2 separate regions of the Mus musculus genome follow, and region 2 is linked to region 1. Evidence: chromatin loops called from intact Hi-C (ENCODE). Cell type or tissue: heart. All regions are shown on one strand. Each heading gives the region's core, and the rest is flanking DNA. Links, peaks and the distances in the headings are about the cores only.

What was found. A loop is a pair of places that touch in the nucleus more often than their neighbours do. Peaks named below come from ENCODE experiments on the same cell type or tissue, not always from the same donor. Only the 100,000 strongest peaks of a DNase experiment are listed, where the experiment ranks them.
Region 2: a loop joins it to region 1, with 1.9 times the contacts of the local background. A loop is called at or near these places in 1 of 42 quality-filtered maps.

The regions. Positions count from the first base shown.
Region 1 is chr13:112,404,252-112,413,053 of GRCm38, forward strand. Gm33905 (a long non-coding RNA gene) reads left to right here and starts at 7,631. Exons shown (of 3, transcript XR_382923.3): 1 at 7,631-7,947. In heart, for the core only: no CTCF peak of the experiment used is centred there; DNase peaks (open chromatin) are centred at 3,130, 3,730 and 4,040.
Region 2 is chr13:112,506,792-112,511,791 of GRCm38, forward strand. It overlaps Il6st (interleukin 6 signal transducer), which reads left to right. Exons shown (of 17, transcript NM_010560.3): 17 at 1-69. Among named protein-coding and RNA genes, the nearest start is that of Il6st, 45 kb to the left of the region's middle. In heart, for the core only: a CTCF peak has its summit at 2,881 (motif pointing left); a DNase peak (open chromatin) is centred at 240.

The DNA of each region.
Region 1 (8,802 bases), core at 1,553-6,552:
TTCCTAATGACACTCTGCCGTACTCATAGATGAGTACCGCACGAAGCCTTCTGGGAGAAGCTTCCTCTTGCGGTAGATGGAAACAAATACTGAGCTCCTCGGCCAGGCGATGGGCAGAGAGTGAGAGATCTTGAAGCACTCTTTTCTGAATGTGTTCTAAGTAGCTCTATCAAACACCTTTGCTCAGGTCTCCAGGATCTTTGTGGAAGAGGAGGCAGAAAAGATGTAAGAGCCAGAGGAGATCAAGGAAACAAAGCCTTCTAAACACAGTAGGGTTGACAAACACACGAACTCACAGAGACTGTGGCAGCATACACTGGTCTGCACCAAATGGGGTCGCAGTGTTGTGAGGAGAAGTGGACGCAAGCCCCCATCCTCAACCCAGAAGCTGTCTTCAACTGATGACCATTTGCAAGTGAAAACTTAGTTTTCTGCAATAGAGATGCAAACCACTTACTAGGATACTACCCAATCTTTTTAAAATTATTTGTATTGTGTATATGAGTACACTGTAGCTGTTTTCAGACACACCAGAAGAAGGCATCGGATCCCATTACAGATGGTTATGAGCCACCATGTGCTTCCTGGGAACTGAATTCAGGACCTTTGGAAAAGCAGTAAGAGTTCTTAACAGCTGAGCCATCTCTCCAGCCAGGACACAAAGCAATCTTAAGAGCTGGCCCCATGCCCACCAGTAGATAGGCAACACAAAATGAACTCAATGGCATCTTTGGAGACCCATGTGTCATAATATTTTGTCAGGGCATTATTTTAACCTTACAGGCCCTTTGCAAATTTTATAACATCTGGTTTTAGTTTTTGCGAGATTCCCGTGAATGTGGATATGTGTGTCTCTGAGTATTTATATGTGTCTATATATGTGTATATATACGTGTATCTATACATTTTTATATATGTATTTATATGTGTGTATATATGAGTGTCTAGATGTGTTTCTTATGTTTTCTTCTTTGGATTTTTTTCTGTCCTTCCCAGTTTGCCTGGTTTTGTTTTTATCTTATTTTATTTTACTTTATTTCATTATTATTCTCTAGAATGCCTGTTTATTTTCTAATCAGAGACAGGAAGGATGTGAATTCTGATGAGAGGGGAGGTGGTGGGGGCCTCAGAGGAATTGTGAGAGGAAACTGTTATCAGAGCACACTGTAGTAAAATAAAATCTACTTGCAATAAAAGAAAAATAGGAAAAACACAATAAAAACAAACATTAAAAGGAAGTTTCTTAGTAATATTTAGCAGGATCAATGTCGGAGGAATGTTGGCATAGAAGGCAGAGTTCCAGGATGTCAGAGAGAGGAATTTCAGGGTAAGGAATTAGTGAGAGTGAGCGAAGATATTTGTCTCAATAAACTGGATGTAACCAAAACAGGCAAAATGAGCCAGAGTCAAGAGGATAGAGAAGCAAGGGAGGGCTCTGTGTGTGTGCACATGCGTGTGCACTTGCGCGCGTGCATGTGTGTGTGTGTGTGTGTGTGTGTGTGTGTGAGAGAGAGAGAGAGAGAGAGAGAGAGAGAGAGAGAGAGAGAGAGAGAGACACGCATGTGTGAGCATACAGGTGAATATGCATAACAAACACTACAGGTAAGTCTCAGATCTGTCATTCCTCAAGAACTACCCACGATTTATTTTATTTATTTATTTATTTATTTATTTATTTATTTATTTATTTATTTATTTTTGAGACAGGGTTCCTCACTGGCCAGGAACTCCCCGAGTAGGCTACATCGACCATCCAGAGAGTCTCAAGCATCCCTAGAGTGACGTTTCTGACACCTTGAAATTTTGATTTCTTTAAAACCACAGAAATATTATAAGAATGTGTTTTTGTTTGATCCCAGGTGCAGAGCTATGAGGCTGTCCTCAGCAGCTGACTGCGATTGTCTCAAGCTCTAGCAGAGGCACGGTGTGGCCAACTCCCAATTGTCTGACATTTGGAATTCTGGGAAATTTTCAGAGGATATATAAATGCTAGAGCTCTGATAGGCGGGGGTCGGTCGGTGATAATTGATCACTTGGGGGGGGGAGGTTGGTCCAGTTTTGATAGTAGCTGTGCTCAAAGAAGAAACTGTAATTAGACAAACAAAAGGAAAGAAATTAGATTCAGGGGTATCTATCTATCTATCTATCTACCCTCCCTCTATCCTTGTTTCTCTCTTATCTAGTGTTAGGGGGTGAAACTAGGGGCTATCAAGGATGGGAAAAAGAAGAAGCCACAAAGTATTGAAGACAAGCTCCGTGTCCCCATCCCTGCTTCCCCAGCACGGGATTACAGGCACATACTGAGACCACTGACACCCATGCTCTTACATAAGGCTGTGGAGATATCACTAAGGGCTTCTTGCTTACAGGCATTTCATCAAATGTGCTGTCTCTCTGGCTCAGAGCACAGTATTATAAGGATGGGAGGAAACCGTGGGTTGTTTAAAGCAGGAGCAAGTGAAGCAGGAGAGAGATGGAATCTCCAACCCAGCTGTCTATAAGGCTGCAAGAGAAACCCAATGCCTTGAAACTAGTTGACAGTGAGAAGAAATCACTTCAGCAGTGATGGGAAGGAGGGAGGAAATGATGATTGCTTCCACAGGTAAGATTGTGGCGAGAATGGGAGGAAGTTCCTGTCTAGTGGTTTTATTTTCTCATCAAGTAGATAAAAATTTCCCACCTAGAAAAACTGTTTTCTTTCCTTCAGTATATGTGCCAACTTTATGATTATGAATTTTCTCTGATTGTGGTTTCTCCTATGAGTAAACCCAGAACTTACCATTAAATAATTACTTGTTTTCCTTTAACAAGGGGATCTTAACTCCTAGTCCCCAGAATTGCTCAAACCAAGATTTGGTGGGCATCAGAGTACAGATGAATTCGACCCTAGGTGGAATGCTATAGGCCTTTATCCACTGGCTTTATATAGGGAAGAAACATCCAGCCTTACAAGAGACTCTAAAGATGGCAGGTACCCCTATGTGCACGAATGACCTAGAACCCTCCATCAGGAGCACCCTCAAATGTAAGTAATTATCACAAAACAAGACCTAGCCATTCTCAGCAGGCAGCCATTTTCCATCCCAGCCACCAACAACATGGCAGCCAACTTATTTGCCAGAGTGTCCAAGACTCCACTCAGATCTGGAGAAGGAAGCAGGGAAGCTTCTCCTCTCAGGTCTCTGTCTTCACTCTGGGGATCCCATGTTGATGCATCGCAAAGGCAGATCCTGATTGGTCAGCAGCAGCCCTCTCCACCTCCCAATAAACACACCCACACCCACACCCACACACCCTTCCTGGGCTATTTCAAAATAAGAAAGGCTCATATCCATCCTTTAGCAAACTTCTGAAGAAAATTATCTGGTAAACTTCCACGTTGACTATTTCAAAACTAAGTAACATTCTGACTTTGTCAGTGAAATGAAAATTGGAAAGGAAAGAGGTGGGAAGCACCCGCCACTGTGGCAGAAAGGATAAACAGGACACAGAGTGAAGAGGAGCCATCAGAATGTGGAAGGGTTGTGCTGACCCAATCAACTGAGATGTAAAGGCATACAGTTGTTCCCCCCCCCCCTGCTCTTCATTGTCTAGCAAGCATTTTACCGTATTCCAGAAGGATAAAAAATGATTCTCTCCGCTGCTAGAAATGCAGCTACCAGGGAGACTTTTCTTGTAGAGAGAAAATAGCAAGGACAAACGGCGAGCCAAAACCAACAGTTAGCTATTCGTTTCCAGCTGGAAAAACGTATCATTTTTTTCAGCCACACCCCATGCTGTTGTGATCCCAGCTCTTTTTACGCCTAGAGTTTTTACATTTTCTGGCCTGACCTTAGCCCAGCATCTCTGATCCAAGTGCGGCTGTTTAGAACCCCACCACCACCACCACCACCACCACCCCCACCACCAAATCCTTCCATTTTCCTTGTCCAGCCTACCATGCTGCTTACCACGTCTAGGGAATAAAAAGTGGATGGTGCTCTTCTTCCTGGCCAATTGGCTTGGGCATCTCAGTCAATACAATTCCCTACTGACTTGGGGCAGACTGTGGCCCAAAGCACTCATTTCTCACTAAAAGCAATGGAAAATTCTTTGACATGGCCCCAACCATCACCACTCACTCTGGCAGAAGCAACCATCATTGTGATTTGTCTGCCTGGAGACAGGCAGGGTCAGAGTGAGCAGGATGTCACTTGGAAAGCAGGTTGTTTTTCTGCAGTGAATTTAGGTTTATTGAGTTTGTAAAAGCTTCATTTTGGAAACAACAAAGGCTATTGTTCATAATTAAGCGTCACAACCCTACATCCCGAGGCTTCCCAACCCTAAACAAGCATGTGTTAAGGACACTGGAACTTTAGGACTGAGGCCATCGGCTATAAAGGACACTATGTAGGTCCTGTTACGTTGGGAGGCTCACTGTACAAGAAGAAAAAGAGGAACCAGCAAGAAGACTGTGGGAGACAGGGTAGGTAAGCTATAGTCTTTGAATTTGAATTTGCATTCAATGGGAAGGAAGGGAGGAAAATGAAGGGGAGGGTTCCTGAAAGTATAGGGCTGCCCACTGTGATTCTCTCGAAGTCAGCTCCAGCTTAGAGATGTAAGGACATTAAGCAGAAACACATTTGGCCTGATTTCTTCAGTAAACCTGTCTCATGGGAAAAGAAGGAAGAGAAGATAGGGGTGTAACAGCTAAACGCAGTGTGTGGTCCACATGTTGGATTTGGTTTGAATAAGCCAGTTACAAAAGACCTCCTGAGACGAATCGGTGGTATTTGGGAATTATTATTTATTTTAATGTGATCATGATTATTATAAGTTTGTGAGAAAATGTTTTTATTTTTAGAGATGCATATGTGCACATTTAGGGTTGAAATAGTATTGCTTCTGGAGTTTACTTTGAAATATCTGGGTAAAAAAGAATAAAATAAATATTGTAATTACTTAGCAATGATAGATCATTTAGATAATTGGGATATATGGGTGTTAATCATACTCTATGCTTTCTGTCTATCGAAAAATATATAATGGGACAAGTTTAAACAAATAAAAGAGGCAAAAAGTCAAGAAGAGTCTAAAAACATCTGCAGGTCGGTTATTCCCTCAAGGTCTCTTGAACAACTAAAGGTTGGGTGCAGAAGGAAGAGCCCACAGGCAACAGAATCCAGCTGGTTCTCCAGGATGCAGCAGTGTCCAAGCAGACAAGTATTCAGACCAACAGAGCAATGGGATAGGCCCCAGGGAAGCAGGAAGAAAGGGGGAGGGGGAGGGAAGGGAGGGGGAAGGAAGGGGAAGGGAAGGAAATGAAGGAGGAGGAAGAGGGGAGAAAGGGGGAGGAAGAAGGGGAGAGGGAGGGGAGGAAGGGAAAGGTGAGGAAGAGGGGGGGAGTAAGGGAGAGGTGGGGAAGGGGGAGGAGATGGAGATTGATGGTAGAGCAGGGAGGGCTTTGAGGGGGAAACAGACCCGAGCCAAGGCTTGACCAGTGGGAAGTCCTGTTAGGTAGAAAAGTCCCTCTCTTCCAGCCAGGGAGCACTCTCAGACCCTATGCAGGGGCTGAGGTGACAGGTGGGAAAGGAGCAGGAGCACCCTCAGAGACAGGCCAGAGCTTTGAAAAGCCCATTTGCAGGGACTTTAGTCAATATACCCTTAAGAACCCTGTATCAGGACACATGCCTTTAATCCCAGCACTCCAGAGGCAGAGGCAAGCAGATCTTTGTGAGTTCAAGGCCAGCCTGGTCAATAGAGCAAATTCTAAGACAACCAGGGTTATACAGAGAAACCCTGACTCAACCCTCGATGCCACCCCAAATGACCTTGAAGTGACATGAAATATGAGAATGGAAGAGGACACTTGATACAACCCATTTCTCAGTGTGGTGGTTTGAATAAGAATGGTCCCATAGGCTCATGTATTTGAAAGCTTAGTCACAGAAGTGTAAATGTTTGGAAGGGTTACAAGGATTAGGGGGTGTAGCCTTATTTGACTATAGGTGTTTTCCTTGTTTGAGGTTTCAAAAGCTCCCCCAACCCCTCCCTCTCCCTCCCCCAACCCCCTCCCTCTCCCTCCCCCAACCCCCTCCCTCTCCCCTCCCCCTTCCCCTCTCCCTTTCCCCCTCCCTCTTTCCCCTTTCTCCTTCCCTCTCCCTCTTCCCCTCCCTCTCTCCCCCTCTCCCTCCCACTATCCCTCTCCCTCTGCCCCCTTCTCCCTCTCCCCCTCCCTCTGCCTTCCCCTCTCCCTCTCCCTCTCCCTCACTCTCTCCCCTCCTGCCTCCCCCTTTCTCTTTCCCTCTGCCTCACTTTCTCCCTCCCCCTTCTTCTCTCCTTCACCCCCCCCTCCTAATCCCTCTTTGTCCACCCCCCACCCCTGTCTTCAGTTCAGGATGTAGCTCTCAGCTACTCCCACATTATTCACACTTCCAAGCTGTCACAGGTGATGATGGACTAACCCTCTGGAACTGTAAGTGAAAGAACCTAGTGGGTAAACCCCCACTCAACTCCCAATTCGGCATGCACCCAAGAATCATGAACAAACAACAGACCATCTTGATGTAAAAACATGAGTTAGTTTAATGGCGGAGCTCTGGGTCGAACCGTATCTTGCACAGGAGACAGTGGATTCGACCACGAGGCTTGGAAGCTAGGGGGTTTTATAGAAAAGGGTCTGGGGCTGGGGGAGGAAGTGGTGCGCTTTCACATGATTGGTCCATTTAAACATCAGCAGACTGTACATGCAGATAACATTTAACTTAGGTCAGAAGGGCAGGAGATAGGGAGGCGCCGGGCCAGTCTGGCATGTCATTCTCTTTATCTTTATAGCCAAGCAGCAACGGGCCTGCCCAGGCATGTTCTGGCCTGTTCTGCTGTGTTCTCAGCCCCAGGTTTCAAAGCTCACAAACAACTCTTTGGGCTATTTGACATAAATTACATGAATCACAGGTCTCGAGTTTTATTTTCTTTCATTAGCACACCCCCAATCAGCTGCTTTCTTTTGTCAGAGTTGTCTTGCTCATGATGTCACAGCCATAGAACAGTGATTAGGACACTAAGACGCTCAGAAAAGCTAAAACAGTTACAGCAAAGCAGAGAACATTTTACACAAGCAGAGAGAGCACCTGTTGGGTCAAAGGTGGGGTCATTAATCCCCAGCACATGTCATTTCCTGTCTTGGTGTCCGACTCTGAACACTGACCTTCTAGGCATGTTCTCTGCTCTGTTTACACAACGGGGCCCCAAAGTCAGTCTCCATCCTTGCTTGGGCTTCCAGCTTCCAATACTTTAAATAACACATAATTCTCCCAAACTTGACTAACCACTTCCCTGTGAAGTTGCCTTCAAGAGTCAAGGCAGGGCAGTAGTAAGGAGCACTGTGTATTTGCACAGGTCTAGTGTGGAGAGCCTTTGTGGGGTGCCACTTGGCAGGAATCTGACATTAGAGCATGACAAAGAAGAAAGCTCAGGCAGGGACCTGACGTTGGCCAAGGACAAGGACAAGGAAGTAAAAATCTGGTTTTAGGGTAAAACAAAGACATAGGCTCTGATATCTTGATCATCCTTAGAAACAGCTATCACCGGAGTGATCATGGGGCTTTGTGTTTACTGTCTTGCTTGTTTCTTGACTATCGTCCTGCTTGATTCCTCATTGAGCTGCTAGCCCTAATACCTGCATGTAACTAAAATGGTATAAAAGCAGATTGGGAAAAATTAAAGCTGCCTTCAGTCTCAGAACTGACTGGGGTCATGCTACAATGTTTGTCTAACTGTCTTTTCTCTTTTTAATCCTCGCTCCCTCGCTGGAGGACCTGTTGACTAAGCAGACTTGGTCAGTCTAGGCCGCTGTGTTCACACCAGCCACAGCTCTGGGACCTGCAACTTCTGAAAGGAGTTAGAGCCATATGGATGGAGAGCTGCTGACATGCGCTGTGGTGGCATGTGACCTAAGGGGATCTAAAGGTTCTGCTTAAGGGCCCATCTCTCAGCCTTGGGTACAGTGTAGTCACATCTCAGTTTAGGATTAGGAGAACTGGTGTGTGCTCTGTTATAAGATCTCTTTAATTTCTCTACAAGTGGAAGACATGGTCACTTTTTTTTTCTACTATCTGAACCTACTTCTACATCTTCAGCTAAGGATCAGATACAGTAGCTGTTGACATCAGAACCTCCCAAACCTATGACATCACATAGGCAACAGCACAACCCACAGACCTCTTACCAAGACAACGGGCACCATATTCCCAGAATCCACTTGGCTCACTTCCCACCTTTACCTGAGTTACATCATTGTCCATATAAATAAGGGGAATGCCCCTCCCTCTCTCTCTTTCCCCCTTCTCTTTCTGCTGCCACCTTCCTCCCCTCTCCCCCCCCCCCCGCCCCCCACTAAATCTCTCACACGTGGAACTGTTTGGGCCCAGTGTGCTGTGTTCAGACTCGAGCCACTATTTTAACACATCAGCAGCATGTGTAAGACTCTGGGGAGCCTTAGCTTACTGCCGACCTCCTGAGTGAACCACATGGAGCCAGATCAATGTAAAAACAAAAGGAATTTATTGTTCCAGTGCACCGGGGTTGTCCCAGGCCCAAAGGAGAGAAGGTAACCCACAGTGCCGCGAGTTTTTTTTTATGGTTTCCAGGGGCAGAACAGAGCATCAGCAAATAGGCACAATACAATTGGCGGAACAGGGTATACCCTTTTAACTGATTGGTCTTTAGGGAATGAGGTGACAAGGACTTCCCTTGTCTGAAGGTGGGCACGGTCTGTCCAGTGGAATGTGTCCCCACCCACAGGTCGGTTCCTACCCTGTGATC
Region 2 (5,000 bases), core at 1-5,000, 100 kb after region 1:
AATCTGGCGTCTTTCTGTAAAACCGTCTAATAAAGCTAGTTCTGCCCGTGGGCTCGTATTCTTTCGTGTGTAAAAATGTAGTGTAAGGCGCACCAGAGAGCAGCCTGGCTTGTGGCCAGGGCTAGTCCACTGCTTCCCATGCAGTTGCCTCTCGAGGACTCAAAGAAAAAGGAAGGTTTAATGCTGAGTCGCCGTTACAAAACCTAGCGTTCCCATCTTTTCCTCACTCAAACATAAAATCTCAGTCCTTTGAAAAGCATGAGTCACTACTCGGGGGCACAGAGAAGCAGAAGTAGGAAAAGTGCAGCCCCTGCCCCCCTCGTTCTCCCGCCTTCAGATCATTCCATCTCTGCACAGTTCTGCTGTGGTCATCAGCTCGGCCAGGATGGACGGTTTCGGGGGGGTTTTGTTTGTTTGTTTTTGCTTGTTTGGGTTTGTTTTGTTTTGTTTTTCTGTTTGTGGTATTTTGGTTTTTTAAGACAGGATTTTTCCGTGTTGCCTTGGCTGTCCTGGATCCGCCTGCCTGCTGTGCCACCACTGTCTGGTGAGACTGTAGTTCTTATTGTGAACTTAAAGGGTTAAAGAGGTAGAAGGATTTACTGGACTGTAGTTTTTGATTTTTTTTTTCCTCAACCCTAATTGTAATAATGGTTCTTAAATGCTTTAGCCTCCCTTGTAGCCCACCACCCACCAGAGGTAGTGGAAAAGAAAGGATGTGGGGGAAGTGGACCTGTTTAAAAAATGGTTCTTTGGAGCAACTCCTGTGTGCACTGTCAGAAAATCAGCTGTTCAGTTGACAGGTCAGCAGTGGCAGCTCCATCCACTCGCAAACATGTCAAGGCTACACCAGCAGTCCAGGTCGGTAGTAGTGTCAGGATAGCAGCAGCAGTGGCATAACTAGCAGGAATGGCCAGGCCTCGGCCTCAGCACAAGTCAAGCAGGAAGAACTCGAAGTTCTCAGCTGTGCCTCTCAGTGAAACGAAGATATGTAAGGCCATCACCATCCGTTGAGTCCTGTATATACTCCCTCCAAATATCAAGTGTCCTCGGGCCTGGGCTCACCTCGGGTCTTGTGTGTGAGTCTGTATCAGCTGACATCACTCTGCCAATCAGCCCGCGTCTGCGGAAGCTGCAAGCCACCAGAACCACATCAGAAGTTTTTAGTGTTTCTCTCTATGGAGGCCCAACAGATGGAGTTCAACAACACTTGAGGCATGTAGTGAACAAAGAACCCATCACCTGCCCGTTCACATGCATTAGCAAAGCATCCTTTCACCCGTGTCCACTTCAGCGAAACGTTCCTTCTCGTGTCTGCTTTAGCAAAACATCCAACACAGCTGACTTTCCAAAGAACACTTACGTTTCCACTTCATGGGACACTATCAAAGCTGTTAAAAGTAGGACTGCTAATTAGACATCACATACTATTTTTAAAGCTGTCTCTTTTTTTCTACTCACATAATTAGTAAATTATGGCATAAATTTAGACCTAGTAATCATAGGATGCCTCATTGTTATAGACATATATTAACCAAGTAGAACAAGCCAGTAGACTTTAGCCTATTACGTTCATTCTTCTGTTTCATGTCCCTGAGTTTCTTTTAAAAGCAAGTTTTTAACACAACTTCTGTCTAGTAAAGTTTTTAATGAGATAAGTAGAATCAATAAGCTGCAAAAAAAAAAGTAAATAAAAAGTAAAGGTCAATTATTAAAAATAACCTCTTGGGCTAGCTTTCGGCTATAGGTACTGCTGGTAGGTTACTTTGCCCAGGTAAGATTGCATTTTTCAAATGTGCCTTTCGATGAGTTAGAACACAGCCATCAAATGGCAAACGGTATAAGTAGTTCATAGACAAAAGTTTGTTTTCCTGTCACATGCAGATTAGCATATGCTCACTCAGTTAACGAGGAAAAGGTGATGGCAGGCTCCAGATGTTACTCGGTCTAACTCTTAGGGCTTTTTGCCACCTGTAAGCTCCCACAAACTGGTCAGTTTTGGTTTTGTTGTTGTTGTTGTTGTTGTTGTTGTTGTTTTCCTTTTACTTAACCAGTTGTCAATGCTGGTGAGGGAGGGTTGGGATGGAAATGTACCAGGCTGGTTGGGTAGGAATTCTTAGTCCTGTGATTGCTCGCTTAGTCTGGTTGCTGCAGACTGCAAGTGCTGCTACGTAAGCAGGACAATGTGACGTGCCAGAAAGAAAGGGATGTTGGAGGGGTTGGAAGCTCTGTAGCCTTAATGCTTGTGTGTGATAGACTTTAAAGCAAATGCACTTTGCTAGCCTGGCGCGGCAGTAGGCATTAGGCATGGCTTCTTACACCTTTGCTCTTAGCTGTACTCCACGTGCGCACAGTTCTCTCTCCTTTCCTGCCACCACCACCACCACCACCACCACCACCACCACCACCCGTGCAGTTTCACATGGAAGCTTGTACCTGTGTTACCTCTGTAGTAAGTTGCATGTGCGAAGTATAACCAAAGCGATCATGTTTATGTTGACCCTGCCATAAATGTCTTACTATATCATCTCTAACCCTTTAAATAAATCTGAGAAAGAAGCTGCTGTCTTTTCTGTCTGCGGTCACCACCGTCTTGAGTGTCGTCATGTATGGCGTTTCAGCATTTATCAGTACTGGTGTTGGTTAGCATGGGTCTTAGTATAGATGATATTTTATGAGGGTTTTATGACTTGTTAAATGCTCTTTTAGCATAATGGACTAGGAGCTAGAATAAACTGGTACACAGTGTTGGCCTCAATAACAGAAGACATGACAGTAGCCGACAGTTTGCATACTTACTACATAAATTCTGGAATCCCAGCATCTTCATCCCAGTCCATGGTCCCTTGTGCTCAGGGACCAAATATAGAGGTACTGCGCCACCTTGTGGCTTGTCAGTGCCTGTGCTGCTGTATGTCCATGTTTGCCTCGCCATAAAGCTAAGTTGGCTAGTTAGGTAAGGAAAGGTCGTGGCTACTAAAGTCTAATCTAAACATGGTGGATCACACCTACAACCTAGTCAAGGAGTGAATCTCACCCCTTCAAATCTATAGTGAGCTTTATACAAAACCCTCTCTTTGGAATATTTGGTTAAGTCCCACACTACTACAAGCCCAGCTTGCCTTCTGATGTAGTCTCCCAGCTGATTGACTGCACTGTGTACATGGATAAAAGTCCTTCCTGTTCAAAAGGATTATCATCCTGCTTCCCTAGAGGGAAATGGTTCTCTTACTGAGGATTGTTCAGCCTCCTACTGCTTGCTTTTTCTTAAAGGAATATATAAAGATTCTCCCACAAACTGCATACGTGTTCTCCCATACAAAGGGCTCAGTGTGGGTGTTTGGGTAGGGTTGTCACCACAGGAGAGTGGAAGATGTTCTGAGTTCTCCATTTTATTGACTCTGAGAAGGACATTCCAGCATTTGAGAGATAAGTAGACCAAGGGAGATGAGGGACCATTTGGGAATGTTTCTTTGCTCTGGGTGAAGTCTGAAGGGGGCTGAGAGCAACAGAAAAATGGAACAGAGACATCAGGCAAAACTGACCAATCAGACCAAGACTCCTGAGAAAGAAAGGCAACCAGCCTAGGGGAGCGGGGGAAGGAGAAGGGGGGTCGGGGACAAGCGAGTTGTGAGACTGGATTCATCTAGACAGCTTTCACCACTGAACCTGTCTCTGGGTCCAGCAAACCCAGCCTCCTCCCTAGGGAAGCAACCAGGAAGGTTTTGATGTCAGGGCCCATGCCGAAGCCAACAAGGCCATCTATAAGAGCTGGGGGAAGTGGAGCTAGCAGCAGGGACCACAGAATACACCCTAGTCAGGGAATCTTCAGTCACTACTGATGGCCAGGAGCTGAGAACTAGTCCACTTCCTCTTTCAGGGAAATTAGAGTCACATAGACATCTCCCAATTACAGCCATACACCACACAAGCCTCCCTCTCCTAATTGTAGTCATACATATAACACACACACACACACACCTCTTCCAAGACTGCTGGCCTCCTCCAAGGTTCTGGGTCCCTCCAACCTGAACAATCCTATCTCTACTTGGATGCTGTCAGGGAAAGTGGCACCAACAGGGTGGGGGAGCAGGAAAATGTGTTCTCAGTAATAACTGGCCAGCCCACGCCTTCCTGTGTTCAGCCCTTTTTAGTCAGAGACCCACCCCGAAGCTAAAAACGGTGCAAAGCCATACTTAGAAAGAGCTGGGGCGTTGGAAGGTAAGCAGACCTGGTACAACCTTTCAGACACTCACCCTACTTGAGATGGGGGGAAAAAAGGTTGCTGTTGTTCACAGAGGACTTGCTGAACCCAGCTCAGCGCTGTCAGCACTGGCTTTCATCTCTCAGTCACGAGTGAGTGCGTGTGCGTGTGCGTGTGCGTGCGTGCGTGCGTGCGTGCGTGCGTGCGTGCGTGTGTGTGTGTGTGATTCTATTTCCCCACTTTACAGATTTAGATAAACAAGGCCTAGGAAATTATTAAGCCATAGGTGAATAGGCAGCCAGTCTGAGACTTATAAATGGGTTATCTCAACACTCTTGCTCCCAGCAACTATGGTCTGCCTTAAAAACTGCAGAACAGGCCATTCCAGAACGGAGGACAAAGTTTGGTAAACTTATCTGAAAAAGCCCTGCGTGAAGGCGCTCGGTTGAGTCTGGCAGCCCGCCAGGCGCTCTTGTTCACTACGGCAGAGTTGAAAAGCTGTGGCTGGAGCTTGCATACCCTGTGGGCATGGTCTCAGCAATGGCAGAGCAGTCTGTCCATTGCCTACCGTGGACAAGCTCCAAGGAGCAGTTTCAGAGTCCTCCAGGGATCGACCTGCTCAGGGGTCTTCCCGTCCCTCCATGCTTCCCCGCTCCCTTCCCAGTTCCACCTGGAGTAGCCCTTCAGTCACTGGACCTGTATTTGTCCCCTGGTTTGTTTCTGGGGAACTTAAGTGACCATCCCTGACCTCACTTCTATAAAACAGCAGCCTTCCAAATTGTGACAGAGGAGGTACAGT